2 separate regions of the Homo sapiens genome follow, and region 2 is linked to region 1. Evidence: read pairs that join two places in POLR2A ChIA-PET (ENCODE). Cell type or tissue: CD4-positive, alpha-beta T cell. All regions are shown on one strand.

Region 1 (8,000 bases):
GGTGACTCTGGGCAAGTCACTGTATATCTAAGATCCAGATTCTTTTCCTAAATAAGAGTAATCCTGCTTCTAAATACTACTCCTCAAAATAAATTAAATCAGACCTTGTTGGGTAAGTTATATTCTGAATAAATAAGCAGTAGAAAATCTGATTCCTTCAATTTCAAGTCATTTCAATACTATATTCTCAGTTAATGTCCTGAAACAAATAATCTATATATAAATAAGAGTTTTTCTTTTTATCACACTAGTAACAATTAGAAAAGAAACACTAACAGATAAATTTTAGATTGTGGCAATTAAGTGAATAGCAATCTGATAGCTATAGGATTTACCTTCAAAATCCAGGCACATTCATGTATTTATACCAATCTCTCTCCATGCTAATATTCTTACAGAGGAATTTTATTAAAACATGGCTGAATCTATCATTTCAGTATTCCCAGGCACAAGGCAGTGAGGAAATAAAACACTCCTTCTATGTTATGGAACCTAGAGAAAATAATTCTTTCCTAACCAGTGGGGTACATTTTCCTCCTTGAGGTTCGTAAGACAAATTTTGAAAAAATCATGGTGCAGACTATGTAATTTACGCTTAAAGTATTGTAACTGCTTTTGTGTTAGGATTCATATTATGAGAAAATTCACATATATTACCCTTTTACGGCTTGGTTATAGATCTATTTTGATTATGGTCATTGGAGCCTAAAACATCCACACCCTAAAAAGAACATATCATTCCAATCTCTATCTCTTTTAAAATAGGGACTTTGGGCTATAGCATGTTTTTCTCAATAGCCCAACTCCCTACTCAGAGATACTACTATAAAAGCTGTATTTTGGCTGGGAGTGAGGGAGGAAACAACCCTAGCTATTTGCAGAGTAGAATTGCAGGTTCCATTGGCAAAAAAGTGCCAGAAGTAGAGGAAATGCAGGTTACAAAGCATACAGAGGAAGAGTGACAGATGAGATGAACAAAATTGATTCATGGAGAGAATCAGATCAGGACAAAGGGTAAAAAAGTCTCAAGAGCCCAATCACGTCAAAAAGATCAATTTTTAGGAGAAGTGTAGTCAATAGTGTCTTAAAACAAAATTAGAAGTGGAAGCAATTTTGAAGGTCATTTGAAGAGTAATCTACTCCTTTTATAGATGAGAAACTGAGACCTAGAAGGAGTAGGTGACTTTCTCAAGGCCACTCTATACTAGGAGGTGACAGACATGTGCTGCACAATTCAGAATAATGAGTGGTAGGTTCAGAACCCAAAAAGTTCATAATGAGCCAGGGTAGCCCCCTTCCTCTTTAAGGGACCCTCTCTCTAAGCGCCCCAGCCTTGCTCCCAAGGAGCACTGCACCTTCTGAATCTGGTGAGTGATGGGGAACAACAGGCCAGGAAGGGAGGAAGTATATCTGCCAATGCTCAAAACGTGTTCATTCTGATGGCCCTAGTTCTAGCCTGCCTTTTGAATAGCACTGCGTTAGTCAGTACTGGACAGGAAGCACAAGTGTTACTTTGGCAGGGTCCTGTCCGTAGAAAGAGACCCACTGAGAGCCTCTTGTGTACAGCCACAGACAATGGGATAACCCACATGCTGGCCCCTCCCAGTCAGCTACCAAGGCAGACTGCGGAAAAGGGGACAAACTGGCAGGAAGAACTTGAAGCAGGCTCAACCATAAGTCAGGTTGCACAGCAGACATGAGGAGAAGGGGCACTGCAAAGGGAGAGCTAGGGATCATAAATCCAATGCTATTTGAGGCGGAGTGTCTGCGATCTGTAATTTATATGGATATAATAAGCTCCATGCCTAAGACACCGCAGCCCCAAACAACCACCACCAAAACACAAAGCACATGTTTAAAGGGGTGAATTACCCAAAACATCAGGTTTCTCCACATGGCTAGACTAAGAAGGCTGCAAAATCTATCACTGTTATGGGCTGGAAAGCCAACCAGGAGAGCCTTCTTAGGACTTCTAAAGGGAAACATTCTGGATGAACCTCTTGGTCTTGTAAGAAGGGAGGCTAGTTATGTTTAACTATAAACACATGGCAGTAGGTGTCAGCGATATGTTCCATTCGAAGACTATATAATAAACATCATTTTTGGAAAAGGAAACTAAACTAAGAATAGATAACCTGAGAATGCCATGCAAGGGCTAGAGCAACTTCCCATCCTTTTGCAAGCATTTAGCAATCAGGTTTCGCCTTTAGCTGAACTCCTTTCATTTCATGCAATATTTAATTTATACAGAGATGATTCATTTGCAATAGTAAATCATCACAACATTCTGTAAAAACAACAACAATAACAAAAGACTAGAAATATAGGAGGCCTACAACAAGCACCTAATTTAAAACTGCAGCCTCTTCCTATCCCCAAATTGGCCCTCCTCTTTCCTGCTCTGTTTTTAAATTTTTTTCCTAGCAATTACCACCTTCTAACTTACTATAATTTGCTTGTTTATTGCTTATTTTCTGTTTTCCTCCAATAGAATAGAAGCTCTAAGAGGGCAGCAATTTGTGTCTGTTTTGTTCACAGACACATCCCATGCATTGAGAACAATGCCTGGCACAAGCAGGTGTGCAAAAATGCTGGCCGACTAAAAAAAGTCATGGATGGGTTGTCAATATTGCATAAAGTCCTATTCTCAGATGACAATTGAGGTGGCCTCATCACTAACTACAAGAGATTTTTTTTCCCCAATGGAAATCACCAAAGTTTTAAAAAAGATTGGAATTCCAAGGTTAGTGAGGGAGTTCCGCTATCTGATGAAGCAGTGACTCACCTGAAAAGTTCCAGGGGACCTAATCCCAATGTGCATGGGGCCCAACCTCCTGACCAGCCTTGCATATCTGAAGGTGGGGAGGGAAACTGAGGTAGGTATCGAGTGGTGTAAAAAAAACGCTTCACAAGAGTTTTTCTTTATAGCCTTACAATTTTAATACTTTTGTATAGCACTTCCCAGGCATAAGCAACACTTCCACTGCATCTTACTCTACTTTCATAACAACCCCTGTAGGCAGTAAGAATTATATTCTGAATCTTGGAGAGTGTGCTACTTGCCCAGGGTGGTTGGCCAAAGTGGGACTGTTCCTATTTTGGTTTAAGAATGCAAGTTTTTGGGTTACAAATTCAGTCCTTTTTCTACATGGCATGGCCAAAAATAACATTCTCAAAGATGGGTTACTTAGCTGCCCCACTCTCATGGTTTACTTCAGGGGAGCATTGTACAAAAATGGGTGATTGTCTAGTTTTCATTGCCAATATGCTGGGAAATAAAGAAAATAATGAGAGAACACCAAAGTTTCTACTACCAAACAAGTAGGCATTTCAGGTGGTCTTTACTTAGGGCCTTGCATTTCTTAGGCTAAGTTGTGTTATATTGAGCTGAGGTGGAGGACTATGAAAAAGAAAGGCAGCAGATTTCACAGGGACCATTCAAAGCCCTGCAGGAACAACAACAACAAAAATGCTATGAAACAACACGGAGTAACTCTTGCATAAAAATGGAGAAAAGTAGGGTCTAAAATACATGCACCAAAACCCAAAAAAGACATGGAATACATGACCCAGGCGGCCCTGAAAATCTCATCCTCACACAAAGAAGAACTGTGCAGCATCCAGAGAGAAGAAGGGATGGTAGCTGGGGAGATGAGACCTTTGGAGAATTAACTACCAAAGGGGATGAATCAGCTCACGTCTGACAACACCTACAGATTCTGTCAAACCTGCCGCACTCTTCAAGAGCTTCAAGGCTCACAAACAGGAAATTGCTGGGTATGACTTAACCTGACTCTCAACCTCCTTAGAGAAGAGCTTGCCCCAAAAAGGTATGAACAAAGTGCAGAGCCAAAGGGCAAGAGGTGAAGAAGAATACGAGCTCACATTCCAGGTGTGGGGCATTTAGTGGAAGGAAACACTTTTCGAAACATATGAGTTATTTGGGATTTAGCATTGGGCTCAATGCCAATCAACATATTCACTTGGTAGACCAACACTTCACAGAAATGAGAAAAGAGAAAACAATTACAAAGGAACTCTAAGGGCACAAAAATTTGTGAAGAAGTGAGATTGGGTTGTTAATTTATTCATTCACTCATGATATTCTGCATCAGATTATTTTCAGAAGCAAAAAACTTTGAATTGACCTAAACAGTAAGTAAATTTATTATTTTACACGACAGAGTTGCCTGGAAGTAAAGCCAACCCAGGACTGGTTTAGCCCACAGCTCACTGATATCCTCGAGGGCCTGGGTTCTTTCCATCTTTCGGTCCTATTTTGTAGGTTCCAGGGAAACCCATACCGCTGTGCATGAGCCAAGCTGATGACCAGATCTTGTATATCTAACAACAAATTCACCCACTGGATCAGGAACTGGGGCTGGGACCAGCTGCCCGAGCAGATGGCCGCTTAGAGGAGAGGAAATACTCCAACCAAATCAGGGTTGCACCAGCTAGAAAGGGGCTAATGGCCATTGAGTGAGCCCCTGGAGATATCCACGATGGTCATTTGAAAGGTATTCATTGAGCACCTACTATATGTCCACTCCTGTACTGATCACTAGAAACACAGAGACCAGGAACTGCCTGCACATAGACAATAATGAGGAAGGCAGACATTAATGAAATAATTATACAAATAAAGATAAAATTGCAACTGTATTAAGTGCGATGTTGGAAAGGTATGTGGTGTCATGAGAGCGTTAACTGAGGGGGAGGTGATGCCTCTCTGATGAAGGGATATGGAGCTGCTGGGGAAGGGGCATGGAGAAACATTTCAGACAAAGGGAGCACAAGCAGTGGCCAAGTAGAAGGATGGGGTATGGCACATTCAAAAACTGTCCCCAGATGGAAGACAGTGAGGGTGAGCTTGGAGTAAGACGGAGCTAAAGAGGTAGGCAGGAGCCAGTCCATATGAGTTGTATACAACAGAAGATAAGATTAACAAACATCTTTTTAAATTTTAAAAATATTAGACCATTTGTTCACATAAAGTTTTACACAAACAAAAGCTCTAAAATGCCTTGGTGCACAATGTAGTGTGACTATCAAATGGCCATTCCCCTTCCTTGCAAAATGCATACTTCTAGCCATTTCACTTACACTATCTCATCGAGAAGAAAGGCAGGTGTGGGAGGCAAGGCACAGGTAGACCCAGGAGCGGGGTTGAAAGATGAAGCCACACAGTCATAACTGATTGGGACAGGAAGAAAATAATTAAAGAGGCCAAGCTAGGAAAGGGACATCAGGAAGAGCGTGGCTTTGAGACAGGGTTGAACAGGATCAGGGGCCTGGGCAGGGGCTTCATGATGTGTAGTAAGTAACGAGAGACGGGTGGTTGAGCTGGGGGATGGGAAAAGACCCAGGAGCACAGGGCAGAGTCCAGAATTTACTTCCCTCTCCTATTCTAGGGAGGTAACGATATGGAGATGGCAGAACTCAGTCTCCCTCTGTGTCTTCTTTTGGTGGGGGGGGGGCACTTACTCACATAGCAAGAGGTTACACAAAACTATTCAAGGGAAAGTGCCACAAAGTCCTCTCTCAGCAAATGAAAATATGCTTCAGAAATAAACAACACTGCCACTCCCTCATGGGGCTGAAAAATATCATCTCTTAATTTGATTTCTTAGCACTAATAAACTACATCATAATCTCTCAATAGCTGAGTATAAATGGTCGAATTAACCATCTTCTGCCCTTCAAATACTTAATTTCCATGGTGACTAATTATGCATTTCTTTTACCACATGGATGGGCAAGTAACTAAATGGGCTCTATCTTCTAAAGCAGACATTTAACGTGTGACAAAGTCCTCTCAGATAAACTTGTCTCTTTTGAAATGAGATAACTAATTACTGGGTAAGACAGCAGAATCGTTTCCCTACTGGGAAATCAACTACGTGGTCTAGTAGAATGAAAGGCACGGACCATGGCAAATCAGGTCTGCAAAAACAGTAAACAAAACAAGCCAACAGAACAATTAACACATGTGGAAAAAGCCAAATACAGTATCCACTGCACAGCTGATTTGATTTTAAGACAACTGAATATGTGTTTCAGAAAGAAAGGGAAAAGAGTGAAAATATATGGAAGTATAAGAAAAGAAACAAAACATCCTAAAAGTAAAATAAGGCAACTAAAGGCAAAGGAAAACTTTTATATACGCAGACCTCATAGACTACACAAATCCCTTTGTCTGCATTCTCTAGAGAATTAAGAAATGGTCACTATACATATATTTTATTGCTCAGGAAGGAAGTCCACATCTCTTCCAGAATTCTAACTATTAAATACACAAAGCATTGAGCCATGCAGATAATTCTCTTTTCAAAATAGGGACATAACCTATTTTCTCTAGATCAGATGTAGCTGGCTAACTGAGAGCCCATAGCTATTGTGGTAACCAGGAGAAAAGGAAATGGATGATTAAAGTAAATCTAATTCAATAAGCTAGTGACATTGTACTGTACAAAACTGGGGATGGGAAAGAGGCGGATACAGGCCAAAGGAGGAATAGTGCTTATTTTGTTCCTTTTGAATTTTATCAAATTGTGTATATATTTGTGACTTTTACCCTAAGGAGCATAAAAAACTGACAATAAAAGATTATCTGAATGGAACATTGGTTTTTGGTAAGTGTCAAGCACAAAAGGAATCATAATTTTTTTCAACGAGCTTTCAAAGTATGTATGCTCTTGACATCTGCTGATAAGCTGCAGTTTCCTCCTAAAAACTTAAAGCTTCTCTAAATTCAACATAAGCTTGCTTTCAGTATCTGCAAAATATATGTGGATAAAATTGAAGTTTTCAAAAGGGAGTTACCATAGAAACACACAACTCCCTAAAAGAGCAGTCCATCATCTCTTAAGGGGAACCGTCATCACAGACATGTATTCAGTATCTCTCTGTGCACGTGAGGCCTTAGACAATACACAAAGGACAGTCAGCACTTGCACACTGGACAAATACAGAAATTAGATAAGCCAAGTCCTTACTCTAAGTAAGCAAGGCGGGGATGAGGCCCTTTGTGTATGTGCATGTGTGGGCTGTAGGGGACAGGAATCATGTGAGCTGGATCCTGTGATGCAGCTAAAATGCAGCCATCATAACATTTATTTAAAACACAATTCTATAACAATCTGGCCAGTGCACACAGTTATCACTATGGACTGTTTTCTGTGAATTCTTTTAAAATGAGGATCTAAGTACTAGAAGCAGCACGTACAAAAATAGTTTTATTTTTACTAGCAGAGTAGACTCAAGCTAAAAATAAACTAAATGGGAATTTTGTACTGCAGACTTTTCAAAAACAGTGTCTGTATACCTAAGACAAACACCACCTCTTAATTAGAAATTTCTGTAAAGCATTCCAAAAAGGCCACACTATTTTCAGTCAGACTATATGGTTCTTCAGACTTGGTTTCTCTTGAGACAAAAGAACCCCATGGAGACGACATCTAAGTTGGAGTCTTCACTTAAACCACTTATGGTCTTTATGAAAGGATTTTTGGGCCAGGCACGGTGGCTCATGCCTGTAATCCCAGCACTTTGGGAGGCCGAGGCCGGTGGATCACGAGGTCAGGAGATAAAGACCATCCTGGCCAACATGGTGAAACCCCATCTTTACTAAAATACAAAAATTAGCTGGGCGTGGTGGCGTGCGCTTGTAGTACCAGCTACTCTGGAGGCTGAGGCAGAGGAATTGCTTGAACCCGGGAGGCGGAGCTTGCAGTGAGCCGAGATCGGGCCACTGCACTCCAGCCTGGCGACAGAGCGAGACTCCGTCTCAAAAAAAAAAAAAAAAAAGGATTTTTGCCCTTAAAGAAGCCAAATCATTACACAGCCCTTTTACAATGGGACAGATCTAACTGGAAGGAAAAAAAAGATATACTTTTAGGCACTGTGCCCCAAAAAACTCAGCAATTAAAGTTTGGGATTAAAAAAAGTTAAAGCTATCTAAACTGAGGTTTGTATAGAAATGTGATTATTTTTGCAGGTGT
Region 2 (8,000 bases), 120 kb after region 1:
TAAGACCTGAAACCATAAAAACTCTAGAACACTGGAAAAACTCTTCTAGACATTGGCTTAGGCAAAAAGTTCATGCCTAAGAACCCAAAAGCAAATGCAACAAAAACAAAAATAAATAGTTGGGACCTAATTAAACTAAAAAATCAACAGAGTAAAAAGACAACCCACAGAGTGGGAGAAAATCTTTGCAAACTATGCACCTGACAAAGGACTAATATCCAGAATCTACAAGGAACTCAAATCAGCAAGATAAAAACAACCCCATTTAAAAAAAAAAAAAAAAGAAAAAAGAAAAAAGAAAGGAAAAGAAAAAAAAAGAAAAGAAAAAACATTGTTTATGAAGTTCAGAGCTTGGAGATTCATTCAAGTATTGATTGCAGTTTTATTTTGAAAAGAATGCTACAATTTATGTGGTTTTTCTCATGTTTATATTAAAAGCTAATAAACTAATTTAAAAAGAACCTATCAAAAACTGGGCAAAGGACATGAACAGACAATTCTCAAAAGAAGACATCCAAATAGCCAACAAACATAAGAAAAAATGCTCAACATCTCTATTAGGGAAATGCAAATTAAAAGTGCACGAGATACCATCTTACTCCTGTAAGAACGGACATAACTGAAAAACAAAAAATAATAGATGCTGGCGTGGATCTGGTAAAAAGGGAACACTTTCACACTGCTGGTGGGAATGTAAGCTAGCTGTGTAAACTTATGAAACAAAGACCAAGCTGAGGTCCTTGCCTCACCTGCTGTGCTTCAAGGGCTCATCAGCTTGGTCCCAAATGATGTCTTCAGTAGGTGGCGAAATGTTAAAACTGGGAGCTATGTGAACGAACGCGCTGAAAGACAAAACACGTTAGATCAGTTAGGTCACTATAACAAAACGTAGTATCATGCAACCAAGTGCTGTTAACCAACTTCCTTCTCTGCTTGACATTGAACTACCTGCAAATTTAGTGCTTAGAAAAGGTCCAGGGACTTGCCCATGAGGAAGAACTCAGCAATACCACAGACTTTAATGCAACTGGATTTCACCTCCTCATGTCACCAAGACTTACTGTGCAGGGTACAAATGGCCTTCTTCCGTGTCAAATCTTATGTCCCCCTTTCACTCTTGTTCTCCTTGACTTCTTTGTAGTGTCTGACACTGTTCAGTAGTTTTTTTTTTCCTCTTTTTATTCTCCTCTCTCTCCTGCTTCGCCTGTTTCTTTTATGGTTTCCTGCTCCTCTTTCTCCTTCTGCTTCTTGACCAAGGACACTTTTTAAGGCCCTGGGTTTTTCTCTCTCCCTCAGAAATCGTCTGTTCCCAGCACATCAATTCTCTCCTTGCAGATAGCCCCCCAATCATCCCCATTCCCTCCCTTGAACTCCTCTCCTTTATTCTCAACTCTCCAGTGAGCCATTTTTCCTGCATATGGTATCTCTACTGCATATGCTCTTCAAAAGCCTTCATTTCTTGCTGCAACACTACTGCTGTGGAAAAATGAGCTTGTCTATTGACCTCATTGATTTCTGCAATAGCAGAATTATCCTCCCAGCCAACCAAGCTCCAAATCTTAGATTCATTTTTGCTCATTCCCTCTTCTTCAATTCCAGTCATTCATCAAGGCCTCTTGATTTGTTACATCTCACCTCTATCTTTTGCTACCCACTTACACTGACCAGATCCTGCTTAGCTGAGAAAAACTCCCTCTTCTCTTCTTTCCTAATGTTTCCTCTTGTAAAATTGGCCAGCGTGCTGCTGCCATTTTGATCTTTCTATCACTACCCCTGCCATTTTCATCTTCCTCTCGCTATCCCCAGCAATTTGAGAATCCTCATCACCCCTCTAACAAGCAACCTGCATTGCCCAGTAGAGAGAAAACAAGACAGCAGAGTAGCTAAGAACTCAGGCTCTGGATCCTGGTGGCCATGCTTTGAATCACAGTTCCACAACTTAACTGCTATGTGCCTCAGTCTCCTCATCCCTCAATGAAGGCCAGGTGCAGTGGCTCACACCTGTAACCCCAGCACTTTGGGAGGCTAAGGCGGAGGATCGCTTGAGGCCAGGTGTTCAAAACCAGCCTGGATAACATAACGAGTTCCTGTTTCTATGGGGAAAAAAAATTAGCCAGGCATGGTGGCACACACCTGTAGTCCTGGCTACTCAGGAGGCTAAGGCAAAAGGATCACTCGAGCCCAGGAGTTCGAGGCCACCATGAGCTACGATCATACCACTGCACTCCAGCCTGGGCAACAGAGCAAGACTCTGTTTCTAAAAAAAGTGGGGGCAGGAGGGACTTGATAATATCTCCTGCAAAGGCTTGCTGTGAAGATAAGAATAGTTAAAAGGTGTGAAGAACTTAGAAGAGTGCCTAGCACAGTAAGCACTCCATTAAGTGTTAAATGGTAATGGCTCCCAGCTGGACTGGCCCACACAGCATCTCCTAAACCTGTGTGCTCACCCTTCCTTTGTTATTACACCTTCCATCATTTGGCTTATACAGTGTGGAAACTCTTCTTCTCTTGGCTCCTCTATACAAATTCTGCCCACTGTCAAGGCTCGGGTCTGATTTCCCACTCAGCCAGTGGGAAATCTGAGTACTTCAGCTGCAAACTAGCTTTTCTGCCTCTGAACTTCTAGAATATTTACTAGATGTCCCTAAATCAAGTTGTTTTTTAAATTACTGAGTGTGGAGGGAAGCTCACAGGCTGGAAATTACTGGTGATGGAGCTGGAGGTCTTGCTCTTTCCTCTGGGTGCCCCTAAGTGGGTAATGTCTCAGAACCCCAGCTTCTTTCTCTGAAAAAGTTATTATCTTATTTATAAGGTTTCCTCAAAGACTGAATAAGAACATGTAAAGCTCCTATCATATAATCAGGCGTAAACATTAGTTCCCTTCCAGTGGGACTATAAACCTCCAAGGGTAGCTCACGTTTCTCCGTGCTCCAAGGACAGTAATATGCAGAGATTAAACAGACAGATAGGGGAATACAGACTGAATAAACGAAAACCTTTCCAAGTCTGATTTTATGACAATATTCTGAAAAGGGCTTTTCCATGCCTATTCTAAACAACTGACAGTGCTTCCATCATAAAATGCATTTTGACACACTTAATCTTCCAAGAACATACGTTGATTCTATGCCCTGATGAGAGAATATATTAGCTACTTAACCTTTATCTAACTCTTACATAATATTAAGATTTTTTTAAGATTCATTTTTACAAAACCCAGAAAGTCCACACACAACAAAAACAAAACAAAACAAAAAAAGGAACACAAAGTAATTGAAAAGACTTTTCATACCTAAAAAGGGAATTTTTAATCACAACCTTAGTCATAAACCTCAACAGGCAAGTCAGAAGCAGTGAAAGATAAAAGTGCCAACAAGAAAATCCGGTTGAAGTGCCACTCGGGTTCATGCAGTGGGTTACAGGGCGCACAAGACAAGCTGGCGGAAGTGGGTGCTGTACCTTTATCACAGCCGCCCCCACCTGACCACCTGTAGCAGCCTCAGAGGAAGCAGACAACCCCCACACACTTTCCAGCTGCATCTTTGCAGCCACAAAGTACGCACATACAATCAGCTAACGTATAAAAGTATATCAGAAGCATCAATGTGAAAAGGGAAAAAATCTTTAACTCGTGATGAGTAACCTGTGTTATTTAGATTCTGTCATTGAGACCTGATGCTAAGGGGAGACCCCTCTAAAGACACCCACACAACCCTGATAACTGGCAGCATAAGTGCATAATCTTTGCATCAAATACCTGGGGCACTGAAGAGGCTGAAGCAGCAAATCCTCTGGTAGAGGGTGAGGACCAAATGGGGGTACCTCAGAGGCTACAGTTCCTCCCCCTAGTGTTCAATGACAAATGGAAACATGTCACTGGGTCCAAACGCAGGGAGGACTAGTCTTTGCTTTGGCACCAGGCTAGACAAAGAAAAGACCCCTTGCCCCGTGACCCCACATTGTCCTACAAAGGAAAAGGCTGGATTTTGTTGATGAATGCAATTCACATGTTTGGAGCAGTGTCATTTGAAAGGACTGCTTCAGAAATTCATGCAAGTCACATAAGTGGAGAGAAAACAGGAAAAAATTAAGAATGGCTGTTTACAAGTCACTTCTAAAACTTTGCTTTGTTCTACTTGAACAATTTTTATCATCATTTAAAGCAGTTAAATTAAAATGCACCTGCACTGTAAATCGTGAGAGAACATACCTGCTCTTCAAATATGACTTGAAAATTATTTGGTTTCTCCCCTACCTCCCCCTACCTGGGATGCTCTCATTTTACATTTAATTTGGAAAATTAGAAGAAAAATGGAATAAGCTCAAATCCTAACCAAAATTTGTTTTTACTTTTAAAATACAACCATTTTAGAATTTTTAAATAAATGTAAAATATTTTATTATTTACTTAACTTTTACCTTCAGGGTTACATGTGCAGATTTGTGATATGGGTAACTTGCGTCATGGGGGTTTGTCGTACAGATTATTTTGTCATCCAGGTACTAAGCCTAGTACCTGATAGGTTTTTTTTTTTCTGCTCTTCCCCCTCCTCCCACTCTCCACTCTCCAGTAGGCCCCAGTGCCTGTTGTTCTGGATGGGCGTAGCGGCTCACGCCTGTAATCCCAGCACTTTGGGAGGCCAAGGCGGCCTGAACATCTGAGGTCAGAAGTTCGAGACCAGCCTGGCCAATATGGTGAAACCCAGTCTCTACAAAAAAATTAGCCAGGCATGGTGGTGTGCACCTTTAGTCCCAGCTACTTGGGAGGCTGAGGCAGGAGAACAGTTTGAACCCAGGAGGCAGAGGCTGCAGTGAGCCGAGATCACACCACTGCACTCCAGCCTGGGTGACAGGGCTAGATTTCGTCTTAAAAAAAAAAAAAGAAAGAAATCATCAATGGGCATTAAAGAAAAGTGTAACTTTTAAACCTACTTTCATAGTTCAAATACACCCAGTATTTGGAGGTCAGAGTAGTCACACTTCACTAACTTTATAAAGGAGAGGCTTTCAATAAATGCAAGGAATGTCTACCACAGCAATACATGTGTAAAACGTTTCATCTATGACAGCCATGTTCTAAATTAATGTTATATTTCCTACTCTGAAATAATTTTAATTTATGACTAAAAATGGTAACAAATGTTCTTTTCATTGAGGCCCAAGAAAGTATGAGAGTATTTATTCACATATTCTCATTTCCCATGTAACATGCCTAGGGCCATCCTGAATGAGAGCACAGAAAATGTGAAGGATTTCTCTGCCTAGTCTGCTTAAGATCAACAACACCTATAAGTCTAAACATAAAACACACACCTTTAAATGATCACCATTAATGTTAATAAGCATTAAAGGTAGACACTGAAGTCTTTTGTGTTGGCAAATCCTAGAACTACATTTTCATTCAGACAGGTTGCCTCTGGATAAACGTCTAAGATTTTTTCTAAAAACAAGTTATGGTATTTATAATTGCCTTCTTTAAAAGAATGCAAATTCTTTTGCCTACAGATTACGCTAAGCAAAAGAGTGAGAGAGAGAGGAAATTTCAGTAAAATTTTGAGAACCATAGCTTGCATTATAGATTTTGGAATGTACCTTCCTGCCATTTAACCCAACCCCATTTTCTTATTTCCTAGTAAATACACTCCCCAGTTATTCATCCCTTATTATACCCTGGGACAATGGTCATTTTGGTACCAATCACACCTTAGTTTTCCACTATCACCTGCTAAAAGTTCTCTTGAAGAAAAAAAATATAACTGTAAGAGAAACCTGAGTGATATAACGTCAGTATTTTAACATCCTAACCCTTTCAAATTCTCTCTATATGAGAATTGACTATTTTCATCCTCCCTTGAAAAAATGTGTTCGGGCATTAAAATTCCTCTACCTTGGACCTTTTCATAATGGCTGCCTTAGTATTTATTTTGATATACTATTCAAGACACCAACAGTTTGAGGTTTTCACTTCTTTTCTTGAAGAGTGTCACAAAGTCAAATTTCAGCCTCATCTACAAGACATTTAAAAATTACACTGCTTTCCTGATTTAACTCCTAAATATGCCCAACACAAATAATTATGTTGTTCACCTGAAGATATGTTCTAGAATCTTCACATTGCTACTCATAATGGCCCCAAACTGGAAACTATACAAATTAATAAATAGTGGTATAGTCACACAATATAATACTATATAGCATGGAGAATGAAAAATCAACTACCATAGTCAATATGGTGTCATGCACAATATGAGTTAACTGTGCATATTATCGAGTGAAAGAAGTTAGACACAAAATAGTACATTCTGTATCTCCATTGATATAAAGTTCAAAAACAGGCAAAGCAAATCTATGCTTTCCCAAGTCAGAGTAGTGGCTACCACGGGTGAAGTAGTTACTGGAAGGAAGCCTGAGGGATTTCTAGGGCGCTGATAATGCTGTGTCTTAATCTGGGAACTGGTTACAACAGCGTGTTCACTTTATGGAAATTCGTCAGTAAGATGAATATATGTTATATGCATACTTTTCCCTATTTATATTATCATTCAATTAAAAAGAAATAAAATTAATCAGCTTCTCTTAAGAAACAGACTTACAGGAATGAAAACTAGTGTGTTTCACACAGTAAAATGGAAGAAGCTTAAGAGCTAGGTTCAAATTCCAGACTCTACCATTAATTATTCAATCTTAGCTTCTCTGGCTTCCAGTTCTATAAAATGGAGCCAACAGCAAAGATCAAATGACATAACACTGAAGGCATTTTAAGCAAGAAGAATATACAAATGCTGAGCACTACTGCCTGAAATACTAATAATGTACTTATCCGAGAAGCCTTTAAAGTTACATGGTTCTACACAAAATGTTAGTATAAACATAACTGGCAAGATAATATTATCAGTTTTGCCATTTAAAGAACTTCCTAACAATCAAAGATATGCAACATTTATTCTACCCAAAGTTAAAGTGTCCTGCCCTAACCTCTACTTTGAGACACTTGGTAAATAATTTTCGGAAGAGTGTCAAGATACATAATATTATAGGAGACGATGTCAAATATTAAAGCTTCAATAATAAGTGGACTAGAGAATGATTCTACTCACAGCTCACAGTTCAATCCATCTCTTCTTCTCACTGACTTCTCAACCATTCTGTGCTTTTCCATGTTTTCCTCCTTCTTCCCACTCTACCCTGCCTCCTACCTGGCCATGCCCCCTTTCTCTCTGCCCACTGAAATTCTACCCACTCGTCAGTGCCCAGCCAAGGCATTCCTCTGGTGGGACACCCTTCCAGGCCATGGAGACCTTTCCAGGCCGTGGAGACCTTTCCTTCCTTTGAAGCACTTTTTTTAGTGCCTCAACCGTCTGTTTGCAACAGTCTTGGACCTGAGCATTGAACAGCTATGTATCTCTCAAGCCATGATTTAACAACTCATGTGCTCATATCTTGCTTCCCCAGTAGACTATATGTTTTCCCTAAAGGCAGGGACCTGTGTGATACTTATTTTAATCCCCCTTCAATGCTCTGTACATTGTAGATATTAAATGCTTGCTACCCAGTGCTCTACTTTGTGGGTTCAAGAAAGCAGTAATCTCTAAAAGTAGGGCAAAGGTGCAGACTGGGATTTCTTCAAGTAAGTGGATTCTGTCGGTGGCACCTCATCTCTAAAACTCTCTGTTAAGCTCTGATCTTCTTTTCTCTGAGAGCTCTCAATCACTCTAGACTTTAGAGACTAAATCAGCACTTTGAAATCAAAGTATAAGGTGAACCACATATAATTTTAAATTTCTAGTAGCCACATTAAAAAGTAAAAAGGAACAGGCCAAATGTATCTTAATATTTACTAGTTAATCCTATATATGTAAAACATTATCATTTCAACATGTAATCAACATAATAAAAATTATCAAGGAGATATATATCCTTTTTGTTTGAAAGCTGGTGTATATTGCACAGCACATCTCAACCACATTTCATATGCTCAAATGCCACATGTGGCTGATGGC

The links. Peaks named below come from ENCODE experiments on the same cell type or tissue, not always from the same donor. Only the 100,000 strongest peaks of a DNase experiment are listed, where the experiment ranks them.
Region 2: POLR2A ChIA-PET joins it to region 1 with 14 read pairs; 2 of 35 experiments call an interaction of 5 or more read pairs at or near these places.

Annotation. Positions count from the first base shown.
Region 1 is chr6:90,153,299-90,161,298 of GRCh38, forward strand. The region is part of intron 4 of BACH2 (BACH transcriptional regulator 2); the gene reads right to left. Among named protein-coding and RNA genes, the nearest start is that of BACH2, 140 kb to the right of the region's middle. RefSeq lists enhancers at 3,138-3,282, 3,316-4,515 and a cis regulatory region at 3,210. In CD4-positive, alpha-beta T cell, no CTCF peak of the experiment used is centred here; a DNase peak (open chromatin) is centred at 3,753; H3K27ac peaks cover 1,039 bases.
Region 2 is chr6:90,271,100-90,279,099 of GRCh38, forward strand. BACH2 (BACH transcriptional regulator 2) reads right to left here. Exons shown (of 9, transcript NM_021813.4): 2 at 750-842. Among named protein-coding and RNA genes, the nearest start is that of BACH2, 22 kb to the right of the region's middle. RefSeq lists enhancers at 767-911, 1,497-1,641 and cis regulatory regions at 839, 1,569. In CD4-positive, alpha-beta T cell, a CTCF peak has its summit at 3,773; DNase peaks (open chromatin) are centred at 952 and 3,472; H3K4me3 peaks cover 984 bases; H3K27ac peaks cover 2,008 bases.